Regions from separate parts of the Mus musculus genome. Here regions 1 and 2 are each linked to region 3. The links are chromatin loops, found by intact Hi-C in ENCODE. Cell type or tissue: left cerebral cortex. All regions are shown on one strand.

Evidence for each region. Peaks named below come from ENCODE experiments on the same cell type or tissue, not always from the same donor. Only the 100,000 strongest peaks of a DNase experiment are listed, where the experiment ranks them.
Region 1: it touches region 3 in a loop (2.7-fold over the local background); 3 of 42 quality-filtered maps call a loop at or near these places.
Region 2: it touches region 3 in a loop (5-fold over the local background); 16 of 42 quality-filtered maps call a loop at or near these places.

Annotation. Positions count from the first base shown.
Region 1 is chr5:66,488,843-66,496,842 of GRCm38, forward strand. Apbb2 (amyloid beta (A4) precursor protein-binding, family B, member 2) reads right to left here. Exons shown (of 17, transcript NM_001201413.1): 3 at 3,216-3,330. Among named protein-coding and RNA genes, the nearest start is that of Gm52775, 11 kb to the right of the region's middle. In left cerebral cortex, no CTCF peak of the experiment used is centred here; a DNase peak (open chromatin) is centred at 3,902.
Region 2 is chr5:66,420,533-66,428,532 of GRCm38, forward strand. All of the region lies in intron 5 of Apbb2 (amyloid beta (A4) precursor protein-binding, family B, member 2), which reads right to left. Among named protein-coding and RNA genes, the nearest start is that of Gm52775, 79 kb to the right of the region's middle. In left cerebral cortex, CTCF peaks have their summits at 3,586 (motif pointing right) and 7,653; DNase peaks (open chromatin) are centred at 3,564, 5,206 and 7,741; H3K27ac peaks cover 246 bases.
Region 3 is chr5:66,614,842-66,622,841 of GRCm38, forward strand. It overlaps Apbb2 (amyloid beta (A4) precursor protein-binding, family B, member 2), which reads right to left and starts at 3,976. Exons shown (of 17, transcript NM_001201413.1): 1 at 3,727-3,976. In left cerebral cortex, CTCF peaks have their summits at 4,065 and 5,504 (motif pointing left); DNase peaks (open chromatin) are centred at 3,081, 3,352, 3,922 and 5,579; H3K4me3 peaks cover 3,770 bases; H3K27ac peaks cover 3,803 bases.

The DNA of each region.
Region 1 (8,000 bases), 130 kb before region 3:
AGCGTTTAAAAGTTATCTTTTGGGTTGTAGCATTGTGAAGTTCTTACTCCCTCTTTAAGGTTTTCATTTTCTTTGTGAAACCCTTATTCGGGGCATGTATTATGGTGTGGTTCATGGCTGTTCCTCTTTCTCTATAAGCTGTGTGGAGAGTACTCCTGGGTACCGGAGCTCACTAGGTTTTAGTCAGAGATAGAAAGGAATGCGAGGCAGATGTCAGCCACCATTCCTGCTAAACCTCTCAGGCTACTCTGGCCCGGGTCAAGGAGATGTCACCTAACTTAGTGAATGTCATGCATCAGGCAGCCTGTAAGAGAAAAGAAAGATGGAAGGGGAAAGGGACCAGAAAGCCTAGACTCAAACTGCCACTCTGCTCTGACAAGCCAGCAAGTCTAAGTTCTTCCCCATGTATGAAATAGGAACCAAGAGGAACTTTTCAACATTTCACTAACTTAGAGTAAGACACTTCCTATTGGTTACAGGGCAGTGTCTGGTATAGCATAGAACTCCACTATTTATCTGTATCTGCTATGATTTCACGTGAAGAAGCCATGCTTAAGAGCAAACTTCCCTCCTGAAGTGAGAATGGAGTTGGGGAGAGAAGAGTTAGCACTCCATCTGAGCCCTGACTGCTACCCTTGCCTGAACGGGCTCCTTCCTGGGAGCTGGCTCTGGGAAGGTTCCATGGGGCCTGCTAAGTACAGTGGATATTATCCAGGCCTCACTCCTACATCATAATGACCTGAGCATCTGTAGTAGACAAAATGCTATCCTTGGTCTGGGAAGACAGGAGGAAATGAATACTTTGTGTCAAGGTCTGTAAACGCATACACATCCATCCCAAACAAGAAGAAACCAGGGTACCAGTTTCTAGAGGGATCAAACCTCCTGAGTGGAGCTATAAGAATCTGGACTTCCAGGTGAGAAACCATGAAGCTCTCAGGGAAAGACAGGGTCACTCTTCTGTATCCTGAAGCGAGCAGGGTGTTAGCAGGTTATCAAAATGTCAGAGCGTCATTCCAGGGAGGGCACAGAATGAATGCCAATATAGTGGGTGGACAAAGGACAAAGGGTAGGTACATTACTACAAGGGGAAGTCCTAAGCCTGGCGTAAGACAGAGATGGAAACAAGGTGAGAGCCACTGCCTAGGACTGCCCAAAGAAGGGCAGTTCCCGGTGGCATATAACCCTAGAAAAGGGACCACATACTCTCCTTCCATCACAAACAGATGCAAGTGAGCATTTCAGCAGATGCCTTGGGACAGCAATTGGAAGCTATCTTTACTGGGAAGCCAGCTAGACACTTGTGACCCAGTAAAAGAGAGGGAGGGGCAGTGTTCTCCAGGAGAGCAATTGGTAGGAAACATATCAGAAGAGAAAGAAGTACTTCCTTGAAAGTCACAGGCAGTGCGGGTCTTGTAACTCGGAGTCCTATAGTGCGCTCTAGAAAAATCACATACCTGGCAGGAGGTGCATCTATTCCCAGATGGTGGGAAAACGAGCATGCCCACAGGCAAGAGTCTCGTGTATGGATTTGTTTCTTCCACTTTCCCCAGAGCCCAAGCAACAGAACTGTTGCCATACTGAAAAAAGAATCTCCTCTAATAACATTTTTGGGTGGACCACGTGAAATTAACATTTTTGTGGGCCAAGGTTAAAAAAAAAAAAGTCAGTTTCTATCAAGGCAAGAGTGGATCAAGTGTGGTAGATGCTTTTCATTTCCCTTACAGAAGGCCCAGGGAGTCCCTGCCTCCCAGCAAAATCACGGATCATTTAAGTTTTAAGGGCCAAGAGACAAAATAGAGATTACATAGATACTTACATAACCACTTAAAATGTTGAAGTTTAAAAATACAGAAATCTACCCTGGGCTCCCATCACATCGGCCACAGTGTATCTGACTCCCTCTCCAGCACCCAGGTACATGTTACCCTGGCAATGCTCCTTGGGAAAGCAGCTCGTTTTACTTTGGCTTATCTCATGTCTACGGGTGCTTCGCCTGCATGCATGTGCACTGCATGTGTGTTTGGTATCATCAGAGGCCAGAGGAGGACAAGGATCCCCTGGACTTGCAGTCACAGATGCTTATGAGCCACCATGTGGGTGCTGTAGAGCAAACCCAGGTCCTGTAGAAGAACAGCTACTTGACCCCTGAGCCAGCTCTCCGGCAACAGCAGCGTTTGTAAAGATAGCTGTTTGCCTAGTGCTGCTGGCTTCTCTGTGAGTGGCTGATGGGAACCTTAGCCACTTGATGGACAGCCCATTTCCATAGCTACTAAAACACCACCCATTCTGATGCCTAGGTTTGCTACCCAAGCACTCGAAGAGGTTTCTAACAAAACCCAAGCTGTAGGAAGACATGAAGTTACACCATGAAGGTAAATATCACTATAGGAGCAATGTGGAGGGGAGGCATCCCAACACATCCCTGACCTGAGGCCACTATTCTAGAGAATCCATAGGGAAGTAATAAAAAATAAAATGAATTATCCACACAGCTGGAAGACCAAAGGAAGTAGAAGGTATGACAGTCGAGGGCATCCACAAAGGGAGAGACTCTAGATGGGAGGCGATACCTTCTCGTGTCGCCTTAATCAAGGGGTAGGGAACATCAGAAGAGCAGCCACAACACTTCCCAAAACCTGGTGTGTGAGTTCCAGTATTGAAAGACAGAGGGGCCATGTCCAGGGAGCGATGGGTCAAGAGCCAAGCCACTCTGCCCAAAGCTCACAAAACAAAGGCAGACCGAGCCTCTCTAGGACCACAGTGGGTCTTTTCTAAATGGAAGTAAAACGGTGTCACTGGGAAATGCTTTGAATTTGTAGCATTCCTATTGTTTTAAATGTGTCATACATTGTGACATAAAGGGGGAAATTATTTTAAAGGCTATGTATGAATGAATACATTGAAACACAAGAGTCATCTGGTATTATAGGACTACTTGATTACAAAAGTACTAATTTAGATAACAGGTTTTTTTCTTTTTTACTATCTGATATGAAAACAGCACAGAACAAAATATTCTGTATTTCTAAATATTCTCGTGTATATCTTATAAGCGCTCTCCAGGCTAGTGCCCTGTGATATTCTACAACGAGAGAAGAGAAAGGACGAGAAGAGAGATGGGAAGGGGGAGGAAGGGAGGATAGTGGGAAAGAGAGAAGAGGAGGAGATAGAAAGGCATGCATGCGTGGTGACACGCGTGGTGACATACGTACATGAGCTGCTTGGACACCCTCGAGCCTCTGGGTACCTTCTGCCCATAGCGACAGTCAGCGTGTGAGTGGGGGACTCAGGAACTCCCAAGGACTCCAGAAACAGAGAGAGGGCTAGCTGTTGAGGGAGAGGACAAAAAAAAAAAGATAGAAATAAAACAGTCTTAGGATAATCATCACATCTTTTTTCATTAAAATGCTAATGATGACCACCACTGCCTTCCAGATAACCATGTTTATGAATTATTCATGGTCACATGCGGGAAGAAATCACTCTGTTCCCTGCAGGCAGGCATGGAGCCTGCAGAGGGTGACATGTGGCCCCTGCAGTAACTGTGACAAAAGAGTGTGCCCCTAAGAATTCCTGGCCGGGGTATAAAGTCCAGCAAGTTCAGCACTGGCCTTATCACTCTGCATCTTCTTATTGAACGGCAAGGACGGTACCAGCTCGGCCCTTTGTCATGACTCCTGAACTCACATCCTGCCAACAACACTCCAAAAACTCAAAAAAAAAGAAGGAAAATTTACTGAAGTGGAGAGGCTACATGCCAAAGTGATTAAAAAAGAAGAACAGCCCTTCTGAACACATCAAGCCCACTCTGTATAGAAGGCCCTTCTGTGTTCCCTTCTAAAGGTAACACATACGCACTGAGCGTTTTTACACGTTTTTGTGGACATCAAATTAACTTACTATCAAAAGCACAGGCTGCATCCTTACTCGAAGCCAAGCTGTCAGCTACAAAATGAATAAAACAGTGTCTCTATTTCTAGGGAGAGTGGTCCACTGGGCTGAGAGACTTGCTCAGAATGGGCTCTGTAGGGCAGTGGGTGGGTGGAAGGATTTGACTGCCATCCAGCAGAGGCCTCCAGCCCAGACAAGAAGAGGTCAGGGAATGAAGGCATCCAGGAACAAGGGGTGACTGACAAGTCTAAGGCTGGGCTGGGGTTAGGTAAGCTTGGTGGGTGACAGAGGATGGAAGAGGCAGTGGGGGAGAAGCCACAATGTGGCTTATTGTTCTTAGCCTCACTCTAGAGTAATCCTGTGTTCTCAGGCCAGGGAGAAAAGAAGACTGGAGTCACCTGGCAACTCTGTACCTCTCTCAGAGATCTCTGACTAGACCTGGGTGCAGACAGGTAAGTCTGCATCAGATGTGGGTTTTAGATACATTACTCTCTCTGGATGGATCCAAATGGGCGGGGTGGAAACAGTAGAGTATTGAGGCCAGCCTGCTCGTGACAACATCCAGACACAGAGGCAGGGCAGAGACTGAGACAGTATAAGGGAGCAGGGGAAAGTTGAGACAAATTAGCATCTGGAAACATCCGGATGAGTGGTTCTCATCCATCCTAACTTCGCCACCCTTTAATACAGTTCCTCATGTTGTGGTTGACCCCCAACCATAAAATTATTGTCATTGCTACTTCATAACTGTAATTTTGCTGCTCTTGTGAACTGTAATGTAAAGACTGATATGCAGGATCTCTGATATGCAAGGCCTGTGAAAGGGTCATTTAACATCCCCCAGGGGTTAAGACCCCCAGGTTGAGAACCATTTGAACAACTACATGAGGACCAACAGTAGTAGATCTGAGGTATAGAATACCATAGAAGGAACAGGTAGACCAAAAAGAGATCAGTCAACAGCATTAAAACCTGAGGTGTTGAAGACTCAAGGCCTAGGGAAGAAGACAGAACAAGATACAAAAGAGTAAAAAAGCATTCATAGAGAGGCAGAGACACTGTCAGAGACTTGCTGAAGGGTTGTGGGCAGAGAGAAGACTTCATGGTTAGTGCCAAGAGACAGACACTGGCACTGGCAGACCAGGAAGCTGACCACAATCTTATAGGAAACAAATAAAGAAACAATGACAACCTAGGAAAAGTACCAAGGGATACAAAAGAGAATGAAGGTAAAGATGAAAAATACTCTTGGTTTCTGACATTTGAAAAGTCACTGGGCACCTTGACAGAGGACTGAGTTCGTGGCATGGAGGAGACAGAGGAGAGCATCAACAGAGTAAGGGAAGAGCATGGATGGGGACAGGCCATTTTGGAAGGAGTGAAGTGCCGACAGATGGGATCCGCAGAGAAGGACACTGAGAACCAGAGGGAAAAAAGAATGAACTAGACCCCCAGAAGCAGGAAAGTGGACAGGTGTTCAGATGAAGGGGCTAGCTCTGAAACAAAACAAAACAAAACCCACACCCTCTGATAATGTAGCATAAAGGTAAATGGGGTCAGACCACGTTCCCAGCAGCGTTGGAATATTACAGGAGACAGCAAATGACATCATCATGCTTGAGAAGACATGGCAGACAATGGGCTGGAGAGATGGGTCATTGGTAAAAGCATGTGGGGTGAAAGCCAGAGGGCCTGAGTTCAAACCCCCAGAGGCCGCATAAAACCTAGGTAAGGCCTCATGTGCCTGCAAACAGGGGGTTGGAGTGGGGGCGGGTGGAGCAATCCCAGAGATGGGCAGATCCCAGGAGCTAACTGGTCCAACAGCTTAGCCTAGTCAAAACAGTAAGCTTCAGGTTCATCAAAAGCCCCTGTGGCAGAGAAAGACAGAGAGGCATAGACACAGACACAGAGAGAGAACATAGAGGAAGAATTTCAGTGTCCTCCTCTGGCCCCTACACACACACACACACACCATACATAGAGCAAAAGAGAAAAGAGAGAAAGCACTTGGTACAGTTCCCGGTCAAGCATGAGGCAGCAAGTTAACACTTGAGGACACAGACGGTGTCATGATTGGTCTCTGGTATGCGACCCCTGCCCCACCCCCAAAAGAAAACCATGGAACCCTGTTTAAAGGCAAACAAACACACATGCCTGTGGGTATCGACACAGGGAAGCACATTTACTGGCAGAACTAAGGCAGTGCATGGGTGAAGGATGGAGAAGAAAGTTGTTCCAAAGACAACCTTGGGCTTGGGGTGCCAATGTTTCCATGTTTGCAGGGCTCACAGTTTCAGTGAGCAAAGCCTTGGGCACTGCTCACCGACTGCCGGTCTGTCTGTCTGTCTGTCTGTCTGTGAGCCGCCATAAAAGCATAACCAACCTAAGCAGCAACAGGCTGACACTAGCAGATAAAAGCAGGAAGGAAGAACTGGGGAAAGGGTGGAGAGCGGGGGCAGGGTAGACAGTGGCACCTGCAGGAGCCTCATAAGCCCAGTGTCTCAAAACATACACATTCCTACTTCAGGCTGCTCCCGGGAGGGTTAGGAATAGCACGGGGCAACACAGCTACTGGAATAAACCCTGGGAATGGGGGAAGCAGGAATGCTCATTAGAAACCGAACACAGCAAAACACCTTGAAGAGCAGATGTGCAGTCTCCCGGCGGCCTCTATGATCTCCGAAGCCCTGGAGCTGTTGTAAAGGTTTGCATTTCTATACAGGAATGAGATCTGGGCCACCACTGGAGTGACAGTCTCATAGAACCATGGGCTCATCATGGTGATCAAGTCACCTCAGAGCTGGTTACCAAAGCCAGCAGAAGCCACTAACTGGTCACCCCCGCCATTCATTTTTTGTATCCCTGGAGCACGGAAGACATTTAGCACGCCATAAACGTGAAATGAATCAATAAACCTGTACATGACTGAATAATTTTCCCAACTAAGAGCTAAGAAGGCCAATTAAAGGGTGAGAACAGAAACAGCCCGGCCATCTTACTCCTCACTGACTCAAAGGACAAGTATAAATTGCATTCAACTACATTCATTTTATATAAAAGAGAGGTTTTATTAATTCATAAATAAACAGTACAAGATGGGTCTCAGAAATTATAGAAAGATGCTCTTTAAATAGGAAACAGGTAGGCACAAAGATTCTGAGCAAACAAAGGACCAGGGCGTGGAGGCTACATCAGTCTGCCTGCTGTGCTACCCTTCTGAAGGCCGGGACCATCATTCTAGGGGTGTGGTGCCTCTCCTCCCAGATGCTCATCCTCAGCAGCCTGCGTGGCTTCCACCCGTGGGGACCACAGGCTAGGAAGTGAGGAGAGCATCGAGCCTCACCACCTCGAAAACTCATCCCAGGTGCGAGCTGTGTGTCTGTCCTGATATGCATGCAATTCTACTCCAGTTCCCTTTTAACACATAAGGCCCAAGGCATCGCAGATCTGACCGGAGCACTTCTCACACATCGCACAGATCACTGTAGTATTCATCTGGAGAGGACCTCAGTAACTGAGCTTACAAACCTGAGGGGTGGCTTAGTAGCACTATGTATGTGACCGGGTTTTATTTTTGTCTTTGTGATGTTGTTGTTGTTTTCCTTGACTGTGAGAAAGTAGTTTGATCCTTCCAGTCTGTAGTGGCTATTCCTGGTTGTCAACTTGACTAAAGCTGGAATGAACTACAATCCAGAATTGCTTCCAATTCTCACCAGTGATCCCAATCTGGAGGCTGGGAGATAGAAGTTTCTGGGTCTATCTTGTCATGGAGATCTTGAGGCATAGTGGCTATGAATCCCAGAAGATAAAGACAGGAAGATCTCTGCTTTCAAGGTCATCTGGGATTAAAGGCATGGTGGCCCACACCTTTAATCTGGGCTACACCTTCTGCTGGAGACTACATAAGGACACTAGAAGAAGGAAGATTTACTCTCTCCTTTGACTGCTTGCCTTGTTGGGACTGAGCAACTGCTAGATCCCTGGACTTTAATTCACAGCTGCTGCTGACCATTGCTGGGAGTTGAACTGCAGACTGTAAGTCATCAACAAATTCTCTTACTGTATAAGTTCTGTAACTCTAGAGAACTCTGACTAATACACAGTCT
Region 2 (8,000 bases), 190 kb before region 3:
CCGAGGGAGATGTCTCCTTTGCCCCGTCACTTCCGGGCAGCCCTGACCTGTACTGATGACCGGTAGCTCAGTCCTGCTTTGTCTTTCTGTAGCCATCATCCTCCACCTTCATGTGGTTGCACCCTCTCTGCCAGGGGGTGCCGTTAGATATCTCACTCAACCACTTTCCACATTATTTTTGAGACAGAGATCTCTTGCTGGACCTGAGGCTGGCTGTTTTGGCAAGATTAGTGGGCTAACAAGTCCCAGGGATCCTTCTCGCCCCACCTTCTCATGCTGGGATAACGGGCATGAGCTGCCACGCGTGGCTACTTATGTGAAAACTAAACTCAGATCCTCTTGTTGGTGCAACAGGTACTTTACCAAGTGAGCCATGTTCCTGGCCTTGCCTTTCTCTGGATTAGGGCCCATCTAAACACTTTATTTTAACTTGGCTGAACCTATACTATCACAATAAGGTCAGACTCATAGGTACTAGGGATCCAACATAACTTTTTGGAGGATATAATTCAACACTGTAACAATTCGACACTAACAATAATTACTAGGTCTGAGAATACTTATATCCAGAATTGTTTGAGTGTAGGGAGAACCAGTTACCATAATACATTTTTACCTTTTTTTCTGCCCAGGTCTAATTACACAGCAGATACAATATATGCATGCTCAAACAGACCTCTAAATCAATAAATGAAAGGAGAGCCTGGTGGTTTTATTATATCAATCAGAATTTTAAAAGCCACCAGGTGCGTAGCCATCGGGGTGTTAGGAAGGTTGCGCGCAGTCTGCCTACAGTCATCTCCAAAGCCAGTGTCTCCACGAACCAAGGAGAAACAAATCTCCCAGCGTGGCCTGAGCACAGTGAACAGTTCACTACGCTGCGCCGTCCCTCCAGCTCGTTTCTGAGGTTACATAATATGAATGCGATAACAGGATCCCTGCCCCCAGGAAACTCCAGTGCTCCCGAGGCTGGAACAACTTTACGCGTCAACATTGGTGGATTTGTACACTGAAGCTGGGGGGCTCATTCCTCTGCTTATCGATAGACTCAAAGCTAATCAGGTCTCTTTCTAGAGAGGCTATCACCCCAAATACCAACTGCTACCACAACTGTTTGTCTGTAGCACTGCTAATGGCTGTGTTCTCAAAGTTCTCAAGGTCAGCGCTCGGTGCCTTTCTCTCCACCTGGTCCAAAGCTGGGCTATCCCCTTCCTGATAAGCACACGTTCTCTCCATCCTTTCTTCTACCACTCACTTTCCTCTCACCTGCTCCATCCTGTCTGTGACACTTATGAAACTGGGTTATAAATGTGTCCAAATGACAGTGAGACTGAAAAGGGCTTAGAGGTTCCTCATCCGCACCCCCCCCCCGCCCCCAAATATCCCAGTACTGAGAATGATGGCTTTGGTGGGCAGCTGCGTTTATTATTTCCAAACACCCCTGTTATTCTTAGAAGAAACAGCCTGGGCTATCGTAGTTCCCTAAAACTTGTATATCAGCAGCACCTCCAGTTCCTTTGGGCATAGGACTTTTGTTTTCTCGTTTCTATGATCAATGTCTACCAGGCTCTAGCCCTTGAATTCTCTCCACACCCTCTTGTCAATACCTCTGGGCGTCCACTGATTAGACATAGCTTTGGCATGCTGCTTTAACTGGCCCTGGATGACCTTGCTTCTCATTTTGATGATCCTGGATTTCAGGAGGTCTGAGGACAGACACAGCGCCAAGAGGGAGGAGCTGCTACCTTCCTAGGCCAGGCCAGGCTGATGAGGGGTTGAGGCTCTCACATCCCTAAGTAAATGTGTTTCAGAACACAGCCAAGGAGACCTCTCCCCTGGTTTCTCTAAAGGCTTCTGGCCTTCCTTCAGCTTCCCTCCACTGGTCTAATTCTGCCTATTTTCCGCACCACAGTGGCTTTCTATGTTGAACAGTAAGTGATCACTGCTAACAGTGTCTGACCATACGTTTAAATACTGTCAGACTCTTCCAGTAGAACTGTAGCTCCTTGAGGCTGTAGCCCTCGTGGACGTTACTTCTAGCACAGTACTTGGAACATGGTACCTGTTACTGATACGCGTTGTGGTGGTTTGTATATGCTTGGCCCAGGGAGTGGCACTATTGGGAGCTATGGCCTTGTTGGAGCAGGTGTGTCACTGTGGGTATGGGCTTGAATACCCAACTCCTAGCTGTCTAGTATCTTCCACTAGCAGCCTTCAGATGAAGATGTAGAACTCTCAGCTCCTCCTGCACCATGAGGGGGATGCTGCCATGTTCCTTTCTTGATGATAATGGATTGAACCTCTGAACCTGTAAGTCAGCCCCAAGTAAATGTTGTCCTTATAAGAGTTGCCTTGCTCATAGTGTCTGTTCACAGCACTAAAACCCTAACTAAAACAGGCGTCTTCAGGGTTGGCAGCAACAGTGGTCCCAAGGGTGCTCAACAGTGCTGAGTTATAACTAGGGAGGAGTAAAATACTCTGGTCTGCTGCTGTTCATACAGTGATCACGGATAATCCAGGGTAGACTGCAGAAAGCTTAAAAATTTTGTTTGAATGCTTTTCCCCATATATAAATGCTAATTGTTTTAGGCAAAGAAAAATTCAAACATTATGCAATGTTTACATTTATTGACAGGTTACCTTGTGTCTCATAAATATGTACAGTTTCTATGTTCTATGCATCTGTTAAATAAGGATTGAAAAATACCTTCCTTTATCTGAGCCCTGTGTGAAACGTGCCATATGCTCCCCCTCACACAGCCTTAGGTCTTCAGTTAGCCTAGAAGGGAGAGCCTGACGGTGAGGGGTCCTACGGGTGAGATGACTCTCAGGCTAGGCAATCTAAGTGAAGGATGAAATAAAGGCCACTTCCTCCTCCTCCCTCTGAAAGCCTTGTCCTTCACAAACCAGGGAGCAGACTCTTGACGTTGTTAAAACGTGAACGGTCCAGACTCTAGGGACTCCTGTGAATATATGCATCCTTGCTTAACCCAATCAGGAAATATAAGTTATTCGAAAGACTGCATTTCGGGGTTCTTGCTCTCCCTTCTTGGTTTTCTTCCCTTGTTTGGGACTCCATGGGTAGGGTAGGCTGGTCTTGAAGTTGCAATGCAGCTTAGGATGGCCTTGAGTTCCTGATCTTTCTGGCTCCACCTTCTGGGTGCAGGGATTGGAGGCATGAGTCACTATGCCCAGCTCAAAGACTTAAAAACAAAGTTTTATCATTCCTTTGGGACAAGATTACTAGGAAAACTGTCAGCAGTCATAAGACTCATATAAACTAATGAAAACCTAATTCTAAGGGTATTTTCATTTCTATTATAACCACCATCATTCTTTCTGTCCTCTATAAAACTCAGTTGTGTGGAGTTAGCAACCAATAAAAATTTACTAAAATTAGACTTTGATTCTAAATGATTGGACCATAGGAAGGCAGTGCTGAATGCAAAGATAATCCATCTTCATAGGAGAGACTCAAAAGCAGTTTTAAATGGTGCTCACTGTAATATGAAAGGCACAGTTTACCACTCAGTAAGAAAATTAGCCAAGATGCTAGTTCTTCACCTGACACTAGGGGGCAGGGTTCTGTTTCAACATTCAATTAGCCAATGCATATTATTATTTAGTTTGGGATGCCTGGGAAATATTACTACTGTAAAATCTCCGAAGTTTTAAACAGTAGAAATGTCTCCGAATGCCAGGGTAGCTACATACACTTAGCATCTACGATCACAGAGCCCCTAAGACCGCTAAGCAGCCCATGAACCTACTAGGTGAGGGTGGTCACAATTAGGCCGTGAGTCACATTTCTGGGGCTTGGATGTTAATTCAGGTAACAGAACAGAATGGTATGGAATGCAGTGAGATCTAACTTCTGTCTAACTTCGTCCACACACACAGATGAAACGGCCAGCCCAGCCATCTGAGGAAAGGAAACAGTCCCCAAACCTCCAAATGGGAACCGTTCACCAGGGAATGGGGTGCAGAGGTGTTCAACATCCGGTGTGTCTTTTGCTGTGTTCTTAATAAGCGCTGCTGGATAAACAGTCTGAATTACAATGAACTCAGCATATTTTTAAGGGCACGTGGGGCTTATTAGTGTCAAGGACATCTAAGTATGACATCACATACATCAGAAACGTCGTGCACCCAGAGCGAGATAGCTTCTCAGTCCCGAGGTGAGGTCTAACCTCAGACTAGCGCTTGCTACAGCCCTCACAGATATTTAAATGACTACCGGCAGTGTACCTCAACTGATTTTCTTTGTAGTCTGCATTATTGTTTTCCTAGGCCTAACTAATAATTTAGAATTAAAGTCTAATTTTAGTAAATTTTTATTGATTGCTAACTCCATGCAACTGAGTTTTATAGAGGACAGAAAGAATGATGGTGGTTATAATAAAAATGAAAATGTCCTTAAATTAGTTTTTCATTAGTTTATATGTCTTATGGCTGCTGACAGTTTTCGTAATAATCTCGTCCCAAAGGAATGATAAAACTTCATTTTCAAGTCTTTGAGTGGGGCGTGACAGCTCATGCCTCTAATCCCGACATGCATAAAGCCTTAGGCTCAATTCACATCACCCTTTATACCAAGTGTGTTGCTTCTCGCCTGATAGACCAGCAGGTGAAATCAGAAGTCAAAGGTCACCCTTGGTGAGTCTGAGAGCAGCCTGGGATACATGAGACCATCTCAGTCATTTAATAAATGAATGAATGAGATCACCACAAAGACTGGCCATGATGTCCTTAGCCACCAACAGCCTATGTTCTGATGGAGGTAAAACAGCTATGCACATGCACCCCACCTAACACGAAAGAGAAAGCACAGCAGCATGCTCCGGACACTGGAGGGTGCGGTGGCAATGAGACGCACAGTAAGAGGCTCCGGGTAGAAGAGTGGCAGAATGGTCCAGACATTCTCATAAGCACCTAAGAAAGATGCTATCTTTTATACCTGTAACAAAGTACTGATGCAGAAGACGGCAGAAAGGTAGGCAGGAATGGCTTATTGCTGCAACTGTATCAAACTTCGGGACCTAGACCTTAATTCTGCCTTGACAACTACCACAGGGGTGTAATGAAGTCAGCAAGGGTGTGCTTCACCTTGCGTCAGCCCAGAGGCTGGAACAAATGCTACCTCATCCTAGTCACACCGGCTGGGGGAGGACATCTGGACACTCTTGACCATTACCCACCGAGATTTACATTTGGCAAGAACCATCACGTAGGGTGGATCTAAATCTGTCCGCTGGAGGCTTGGAGACCAAACACTATATAAAAAGCACTGCCTTGTCAGGGAAAGACTTTACTCCAAAAGAAATGCATAACTAGTCAGTCACATCTATACTTGAGTTGTGTTTTTGTTTTTTTTTTTAAACTACCAAGCATCAATGAATGCTTCCCATTGGGAAAAAGCATAGAAAATTACCTAATGGGTATCAATCCAACTGTCAACTACAGAAAGGGCTTTTTGAAAGGCAGCTGAATCACGCCAGCTTTCTCTGGTCCCTACATCACCCACAGCTCTACGACTCTTGACTGTGTTTGCCATTATGAAGATTACTGAGATTTTATGCTCATGCGTAAACAACAATAACAAAAAATCTCATTTTATCCAAGATTCCATTTCACTCAGTAACTAATTCATAACATATTAGAAAGAAGATGCTCTGATTCAAGACGATAACGGCAAATAAGAAAATTACTCATTAATTCAAAATGAGCCCTGGATTTAGTAATTTGAATATTTGGAGCACATCTTTAAAAAATTTAAGAGCTATAGAGGGGGGGAAAAAAGGCAGAAAGTGCCTGGGAAAGCAGCCAGCAGCCAACCCGGCTTTCTCTGCCTCGTGACTGGGGGCTGTCAGGATGGGTTCTCACTTCGTCCTGAGTGCAGGTTCCTGGGAGAGTGGGGAGCTCTAGAGTTTTCTAGTGCCTTTTAGTTTTAAATTTCCAAAGGAATGAGGCAATAGACTTTGCTCTGCTAACCACATTTCTGAATGAGTGAATGAACGAAAATTAAAAATAAAGTTGCACATTAGAATCCGTACCATTTAAATTAATTTCCCAGATGTTAGGTTTTTTTATAGAGTTGTAAATCAATTTAAAAAAAAATAAAATTTGGGACTGAAGAGATAGCTCTGGTTAAGAGCACTTGCTGGTCTTGCAGATGGTCTGAGTTTGGTTCCAGCAACCACCTTAGGAGGCTGACAACTTGTAACTCCAGTTAACAGGGGGATCCAATGTCCTCTTCTGGTTTTCGAGTGTACTCACATGTACACACACACACACACACACACACACACACACACACCTCTTAAAATATAAAATCAAGACCTGATACTTAATTTACAATATACATCCTTGAACACACAGGCAGAATCCTCCCAATTTCCATGCTCAGAATAGCTTTTTTTTTCTTCTGAACATGGGCAAGAACTGAGTAATATCCTGTGATTATGTTATAACATAAAGTGAAAGAATTTTTGCATAATCACTTGAGTCCTTTCTTTGCCTAACTTGGGAGTCCATGGGAGAGGCTTCTCCAGGGTGAGCCTGGCCTAACTAAAGATGCCCTATGGGCGGAAAGCAGAGGCACTCCTTCCAACAGGAGAAGGAGGCAGCAGACAGACACAGATGGAATTCAAACTGCCTTAGCTTTCTGTTGTTATGATGGACACCACGATTAAGAGCAACTTGGGGAAGAAAGGGCCATTTTATTCTACAGCCCATAGTCCATAATTGAGGGAAACCAAGGCAGGAATGGGGTGTAGGTGTGTGTGTGTGTAAGAACTGAAGCATAAACCATGAAGGAGTGCTGCTTACTGGCTTGCTTAGCTCTTTATACAACTAGGTTCCACCTACCCAGGGGTGGCAGCACTCACGGTGGGTTGGGCCCTTCCACATCAATCATCAATGAAGGAAACACCCATCGGTTTGCCTACAAACATTTTACAGAGGCATTTTATCAACCGAGGTTCCCTCTACCAAGAAGACCCTTGCTTGTGTCAAAAGAAACTAACCAGGACAGGCAGTCCAAAAGGGGGGCTCTTTATCAACCTGGGGCTTTTTCCTCGACTGCATCTCATCTCACAGGCTCTTTATAACTAAAAGAGAGCTCTGATTCTGTTCTCAAACTACAACAGAGTACCATCAGCCTCAGCTTAATTTATTAACAAGGAACATTCCTTGGGCTCTACAAATCTGAATCTCTAAGACTGAGGCCCAGGGCACAGGCATTTTTCATCACAACCTTCTGTACACGACATTTACAAGCAGATCCAGCAGTAAAACCGCTTGCCAGCAAACCTGAAGACCAGAGTTTGATTCTAAAGCCCACAGAGTAGGAGAGAACCAACTCCCGAAAGCTCACCCCTGACCATGACACACACTGTCACACACACACACACACACACACACATACACACACACACACACACACACACACACACACACACACACACACAGAGGCAGGTGCACACAATAAATAAATCAATGTAAAGTTTCAAGTAACAGTCTCCCTTGCACGACCCTTTATAGATGAGGCATGGCCAGCCCAAGCAACTTGTTTCTAGTGCTATATTTTGCCAAGGAAGAGATTTCCAATTTGGATGCAGAATGTAATACTGACTGATGTTGATAGGGGAGCTGAAGAAGAATTGCTGTGTTTCCACTTTCCACATGAATATTCTCCACCATTAACACAGATAATTAAGCCTTTGTGGTGCTTGGCAACATGTAAACACATTGTGAAAAGAAATTCTGCTTCACAAAGGTCTGTGGTTACTGCTCTCAGGCTGCCTGGGTGGTAGCTATTGTCCAAAGACACTGGGGATACCAGGATGCCCCAGGGCTGGTCTCCTCCATGGAGGTCAAGTAACAGAGCAAGATCTACCCTATAAGAACTTTCACTCAATTTCAAACCACCCCACCTCATATCAGCCAAACCATGTCCCTTCAAGATTCTAAGGAATCTTGGCTACAAAATGAATATATAA
Region 3 (8,000 bases):
TCTTCTACATGGGCTGGGAGCCTAAAAGCAGAAAGTCTCTCTTCAGAGGATGCTAAAAAAAAAAAAAAATTCCAAAGTCTGATAGCCAAGCCTAATACCGGCTCTGCCTCCTACCCAGTAGAACACAGGTTCAGAGTTCAGTGATAACAATTATTTTGTAGTAAAAGAAAAACTCAATGGGAGGCAGGAACTGACCAAGAAGGAAGGGTGTTAAGGCAAACCGAGGGCAGGACAGGCTCTGAGATGTACAAAATCAGCCTTAGCTAAGTTCTATGCCAAGCCTTCCTTCCCCAGCAGAGGAACTCGCCCTTCCTTTTCAGAACTATGTGCTAAATGAACCCCTCCCTCCTTGAATGGCTGTATTATAGGCCTCTGGACCAGGCCAAGGACTCAGTAAACCAACCAGAGGGCATATCCTATTGCAAATCTCATTCTACTGAGCTTCCAGGAAGTGAACTAACTTCTCCAGGTCACAGAGTGAGCTGGACTAACGGAGGAGCAGGGTACAGGAGCAAAGCCGTTGGAGTTGCTGCTTGGTGAGCTTTCTATCACATCCTACCAGACCCTTAATGATGGAGCCTGCCACTCTGCCTCAGACAAGCCATTACAGCTACAAAGCACACCACTGACACATGTTATTACGCATAGTGTGCACCAATGACACTTGATGGGCAATTCTGGCTTATCATCCCTAGATTTAATTCTTTTTTGCTAGTACTACAACACCACTGAAAATAAATAAACACAAAGCAGGTTTTAAAACTCGGGACAGAGGCTTCTTACAAGCATTCCAGTCACTCGCAAGGCACGCTCTTCTACTCAGACCTAATCCTAAACAACAAATCAAAGATGTCTCAGAAGAGAATGCGAGAATGCTTAGGGAATAGTAATGGGACACATTGAAATATTCTCCTCCTATGAGAGGAAACTTCACAGTGAGATTGTTATTGGGGTCTGAAGTCTCCACCTCATAAAGGGGTTTTCCTTGGGTGGGTGGCATTTATGTCAACGTACCATAAGCAAAGGAAACATGAGAAGATAGGGAGATGGCTCCATTGGCAGAGTACTTGCCCTGTAAAGCTGAGGGCCTGGTTTAACTCCCCAAGACCTTCATTAAAGCCCGGCATGATAATACAGTATTCCTTCTGCAAGATGAAAAGGTAAAGACAGGATTTTCCTCCAAGGTTCTCAAGGCCAGTTAGCCTAGTATGCAGAACAGTCAACAATAAAGGCCAAACTTGGCCTCAAAAACGGTGAAGGTTAGCAGGACCGACACCAAAGCATCCTCTGACCATCGAATGTGCATATGACAAGTACACGCACATATGCAGGCATGCCCACATACATCACATACAAGACACTGCATGTAAAGAGCGGAATATCAGTTTTGTCAGGAAACAGCCATTGATCAGATCCTAGATTTCTTAACCCAGGCAAGGAAAGTATCATCCACATAATCAATAATAACTTAATACAATGTTTTTCTAAAACTCATTCCCGTTAGTGTAGCGAGTAGCTATAAAACACTGTGGTATGTCTCTGGGATACATAAGGAATTATATCACAAAGGTACTGTCTATTTTAAAGTTGTGGATAGAAAGATAGTAAGATTCCATTTTTCTTAGATAAATTTAGATAGCCACTAATCAGGGTAAGCAACAAGAAGAACACAATTCTAGTACTCATGGGAAGGGTTTCAAGTGTTGGTTCCTGCTCCAACAGAAAAAGAATCCAATATTTGTTTGCTGTTTCTCCTCTGGCAGGAAAAGCCCTCAGAAAATAGAAACATGACATACAAAATAACTGTTCTAAAATATTGTTTGCACATGTGTTCTTGTAATATTTGTCTTTTCCGAGATAATGTTGTAGCCTGTGTTCATATTACTGAAACTAATGTAAAGTATTACTCTGTTACATTATAGCTCTTCCAGCTTTCAACTACCTCTTTACAAAGGTTCAGACTGCAGGATTCTACCCAGCTCCTTAAAGGTGAATAGTTTAAAGTATCCATTTGGGGAAGAAGTAACAGTGTCAGAGGACAGCAACCACACTTGAACCAGAATAGGGTCCCAACCTGAGTCCTTAGGGTCCCAACCTGAGTCCTTTCTCAAAGCCTGGCACATGGCTTTCTGTTTCTGGGAACTTTCCGAAGGTATCTACAAACCTAACATAACAAGTTCAAAAGGACAGTGGCAGACCTCTTGCATCTGCGACATCCCCTACCCCACCCCCACACTCCACAGATGGGACCACTCCCCACCCCAGCCACCCTTGTTCCCACCACATTTCTGCCTGCCTTGGGGGTGGGGGGGTGCCCATCCTCAGGACAAATACTATCTTCCCAAACAGATGCCATTTCTAAGATTCTGTTAAGACTCTCCAAATTCGGAGAAACCCTGAAACAAGACAAAGCCTAACTTCATAAAGAAATGCCCCCTCCCAGAGTCCTGTCTCCGCAAGGTCAGCCATAAGAATTCAGGTACTACTACCATGGCCATTTCAGGGAAGGATCTGTAGTATCATAACAAGAAAGAAAATTTAGATTTAAGGTACCAAATCCTAAAACAACAGACCAGCTGTCATAATTTATTCTGAAATCGGTAAAATGAAGAAACAAATAACAAAAAGGGCCAGCCTCACAAAGTTTATTTCTTGATATCAAAATGATATTGTTGTTATCGTTTTATGACTTTCATTTAAGACACTGAGCACAAAGCAAAGTCAGGGACAAGACTTTTTAAAACTGCTCCCTCTAAGAGCCCTCTGGGCTTCAGACACTGACCTAATTCTCTCTTCATGTGAGCCCTCTCAAATCACTCAGTCCATCCCCAAGCGATCAGAACAGTCGTGGCTGTGCAGAATCTTGCTACAAAACGGTCCCAATTCTTCATCTGATTTCTCCAGCTTTTTTTTTTCTTTATGCCCCACACTCCCTTGGCCTTTGGGGCCTGACCTCCTGTTTTCAGACCTCTCCATCAATGGAGAGACTACCTATCATTGTTTCTACGGGACTCCCGCATCCTCCCTCCGCCCAGCTAGTTTTCGTCGCACAAATGTCATTTCTGGCGTCTGAGCCACCATTCCTCCCAGGGAGCAGCAGTGGGGCGTTCGGGACCCCGATGACCGGCTTCCCTGATCCGGCCCTCGGCACACAGCCATTTTCTAGTTAAAAACGCTCTCGGCGTTGCAGAGGGGACAGGAACTTTGCCCTCTCCTCCTTTCTGCAGAGCTGGGTTCTCTGCACCCCGGGAGACGCTGGCCAGGTCTCTGAGTCTCCCGCAAGAGCGCGCCGCCCGGCAGGCAGGCCGGCCCCAGGGCAAGGGGGCGTGCGCTACCGGTCGCCCGCGCCCACCCGCACTTTGCCCTCCGCAGTCTCCGCCCGGGCACAGCCCTGCGACCCGGTGTCCTCGCCCGGCCCTGCCGAACCCCAGCTCTGGGTGGGAGTGAGGGAGTAATGGGAGTGACGGAGCGAGCCCGCAGCCAGAGCGCCGGCCCTGCAGCGCGGGCGCGGGGCGAGCGGGACTCCGCAGCGGACGCCTGCTGCAGATGCGACGGCAGCTGCTGCAGCTGGGGCTGCGGCTGGGCGACCGGCGGTGACCGCCAGAAACCGAGCAGCAGCCGCGAGGGCACAAGCAGCCAAGCTCGCCGGCTGCCCGGCACCCCCGGCGCACTCCGGGCCATCCCTCGGATCCCCGGGCTGAAGGCATGGAAGGAAGCGGGGCTCACCAGCGCTGCGCGGCGTTCGATCGGCTCCGGACCCGGCTCCCAGGTCTCGCAGTCCGCTGAGCACCCGGATCAGCTGCGGGCTGCAGCACGCGAGCTTCCTACTTAGAGCAGCACTGGCTCCGGCGACTGAGCATGCCCAGTGCGGCTCCGCGAGGCCCGCGCAGGGAGCAGCGGCAGCGAGATTCCACTTCTCCAGGCTTTGGCGGCGGCTGCGCGAGGAAAGGCTTGGAGGGGCCTGGCGGAGCCGGGCGAACCCAGCAAGGCGGGGCCGGGGGCGGAGGCCGCGGCGGAAGGGGGCGGGCCGCGCTCCCAGGGCGACCCCTGCAGGTGGAGGCGGCCGAGCTGCGGCACAGCAGGGAGGCAAGGGGCGCCAGGGTGACACCCAGAGGCTGGGGGTTGCGGGGCAGCCCGGGTATCCCCTCCAGGTGGCCTAGCGTCTGTCTGCACCAAAAGGCAGTTTGGGAAACTCTTCTCTCACGCGTCTGCGTTCCTGTAGAATGGAAAAATACCCCAAGATGAGAGCTGTCCACAGCCTTCCAGGCTAACTGAATGTTAAAAGGTGAAACTTTCTCCTGCCTTCTGCCTCCTTCATCCCCCATGGCTAGACATATGCCACACAGGAACATTCCTGCCCTGGAAAATCACAGCGAGATAACGCCATGCAAGAAATATGCCTGCGAACAAGGAAAAGCATTATCTACTTGCTACCTGTTCGTTAGGCATTAAGTGGATTTACTGCAGGCACCTGGAAGTCCTTGATTTGTTTCTCCATCAAGCCAAGGGGTGTTAAACTGATGCCTAAGTCAGACTCATCTGGGAAGGTTGCTGAAGCAGCATGCTAGGCGCGTTTCCAGGGGTTGGATGAGTCGTTGTGCCGTGCTGCACAAGCGCCTGTAAGTATCAAATCCCAGGTACTGATGCGGTTGCCATCCGAGGACTAGTCATGGGGACTCTGCTATACACAGACCATGCTACCTACCATCTCCTCTAGAAAGGTAATTCTGAAAATAATTATAACTACTAAGTAATGGCTCTTTGACAACGCACTCCTCAATCAGATAATAAACTCAGACTCATCCTCCCTACAGTGAAGATGGGCATTATTCCTTTTTTTCTTCACACAGCATGAGTTTATTGAGGTTCCACAAGATCCCCTTACTAAGACCTGTAAGCAAATCGCAGCCCCTGCCTTCATGTTTACAGCCCAGCAGTAACTGACGTCCATTGAATAGTTTCTATGAAATGCCATTTCTGCCATCTCCATACACAAGGTGTTGACATGTAAAAGTGTTGGGTTATCAGGAATGGAGAGAACGCCGTGTGTTGGTGGTCTCTTGTAATCTATAGCCTCTTCTATAATCAATATTTCCCTCAGACTCCGCGGAAGGCCAATAGTACTGCTACAGAAAAATCTCCATAAATCTATGCAGGTTCACTCTTGGAACTGAACCTCTGCATCCCAAGACTGGCCCAACGAATCCTGCGAACCATGAAGAGTCAAAAACCAGGGTTCAAATGCCAACTTGGGAAAAGCAAACTGTAGAGGGCCTTGAGACACAGGCTACTGTGTCCTTCAAGCCCAGACAGAGGAGGAAATGAACCCAAGCCCACCCTGCGAATCCTTCATCGCGGCGATCTCAGCAGGCTACCACACCAACTTGCACCTTGATCTCCCAGCCCGCCAACGTCCAGAGCCTACCCTACCACCCGATTCTCCCGGGCTCCCGGGTCGAACCGCGCCTGCCCCCTCCAGGCGGTCTACTCGGACGCGCAGGAAAACCCGCGCTGGAGTCAGCCGCGGCGGCGGGGCGGGGCGCGCAGGCGCGGTGGGCTCCAGGTTGGGCGGAGGAGGCGCCCTGCTCCACACCTGATGCAATCACCCTTCCGGAAACCGGCAGGGTCTCCAGGATCACCGCGGAAACGCTTCCTTGCCTGCTCCCGCCTCTGCGTCCCAGCCCGGTCGCCTGCTTCCTAGGCTCATTCCCTTGGCGGCCTGCGGGAGGAGTCGGGAAGTCACCTCCTTGCCAGCTGAATACTTAGATGTCCCGATTGTGAGGGGCCGGCTACAGAGCATCCTGCAGTTGTTGGAGGAAACTCCCTCGGTTATTTCCAGGGAGGACTGACGGGACTGGAACACTGGTTTTGAACTCTTCTTTGCTTCCTTCCTGCATCCTATCCATAATTTCTTCTCTGTTCCTGAAAGGGACGGTTTAAGGTGGAATGGATTGCCAGGTTCCCTGGCTAGCTAAGTATGTAACCGCGCCTTAGCTGGGCTGGAGAATGCCTGGCACCACACACTCAAGTTATAAATAAGTAATTGGCTTCCCTATACCTCATCGTTTAAGATCACAAAGAAAATCATTTCTCATTTTACCACCTTATGCAATTTTGATAGCTATTGTGATGTTGGGTTTTTTCCCCTTAGTGCTGACGCACACACGAACTGTTTTCTTAGGAAATGAACTATTCCAAGAATATCCTGAGCACTTGTTTTTATCAAGTATCAAGTAAACAATGGGTCCAGCACATTAAAAATTACCTCCTGTAAATTCCCATAAGATCAAAAGCCCTACTAAGTGGAGGTATGGGTGTTTCAGGGAATTTTAGTGGAAAGAACACTTACAAGAATGTTATAAAACCAACGCTACACCAAGTCTTTAGATTCTGTATGCTCTTTACTTCATACCCCAGAGATATCAATGGCTTCCTTAAAGAAGACAAATCGATCTATTGTGTCAGCACCACAGAGGCTGAGGCAGGAGGACAGTGAATTCAAGACTAGCCTGGACTTTACTGTCAAAAAGAACAAAAGCAAACCTGAGTGGCACTGGATAGGGAACTCCTGCCTCAGCCAGGAGTGGATTCCCAATCCACTCAAACCAGTGCAGCCACCACCACTGCTGGTTTTGAATTCACAAGTTAAATGTATAAACCAAAGGAGACCCTGTTACTGGTTTCTTCTTAGGAAGTCCATTAAGCTTTGAACATCCTTGACCAACAACCAATTGAACCACTGCTAAGATAGACCAACACTAGGCACTAAGTATGTCAGTCAAATGGCAAAAGGGTTTTGTGTGGCATCAAGAAGTGTTTGGGGGTGGGGGTGGGGGGCTGGAGAGATGGCTCAGTGGTTAAGAGCGCTGACTGCTCTTCTAGGGGTTCTGAGTTTAATTCCCACCACCTGTAATGAAATCCAATTCCCTCTTCTGATGTGTCTGGAGAGAGTAAGAGTGTATAAACAAACAAACAAACAAATAAATATTTAGAAAGGTGTTTTGTGCCGACATTTAGGGCTAAAAGTACTTTTATTTGGTCATCTGTTGTAAGAGCTGTTTAAGGTGAAACCCGGGGAAATTTAATGATCGAAACAAAATATCTGAGTCCTCATTTGCTTTAGTAATAATTCCAAATACATTTCCAGTATGGAAACTAAAAGCTAAAGCTTGGTGTGGCTGCCATAACTTTAATCCCAGCACTGAGGAGACAGAGGCAGGAGATCTCTGTGAGTCAGAGACTAGCCTTGCCTGTATAACCAGCTTCAGACTAGCAAGGGCTTCCTAGTAAGACCCTGGTGGGGGGGAGGGGGGGAGGGAATGCTAACTTTTTATCTTGGTGGATCTGTATATTTCTATTGGGAGTGATCTGACATTTAGAGATCTGAGAGAATACCTTCTTCATAAGCAAAGAAGAGTGGAGAAAAATGTCAAAAAACAGAGGAGCCAAGTCAGAAAGCATCACAAGGTGCTGGATACAGGACAGCTAGTTTTACTGAGCATGTGCTAAAGGCTGGTGAGAGGTTTGTTAGTTTTGGGGGTTTGTTTTAAGACAAGGTCTTATGCTGGTCAGGCTGACCTCGAACTCACTATGTAGCTGAGGCTAGCCTTGGACTCCTGGTTCTCCTTCCTCCGGTTCTAGAGAGCTAGCATTACAGGTCTGCCACCAGGTGCTTGTGCCTGTGCCCTTACACGGAAAACCACACATAGAGAGAAAACGCTTATGACGTCTTTGCTTATGTAAGATGGTAATCTCCGCACTGAGGAGGCTGAGACATGTAGCATTCATAATTTTACTCTTATCTATGTGTTTATGATTGTTTGTTTTTGTGTTTGTTTGTTGAGAAAAAGTCTCACTTTGAAGCCTGGACTGGCCTTAAACTAATGGCAATCCTCCTGCTTCAGCTTCCTGAGTTCTGAGATTATAGATTTGTGCCACCACTTCCAGCTGTTTTTTTTTTATCTTTTCCTTTTTGTTGTTGGTTTGGGGTTTCTGTTGGT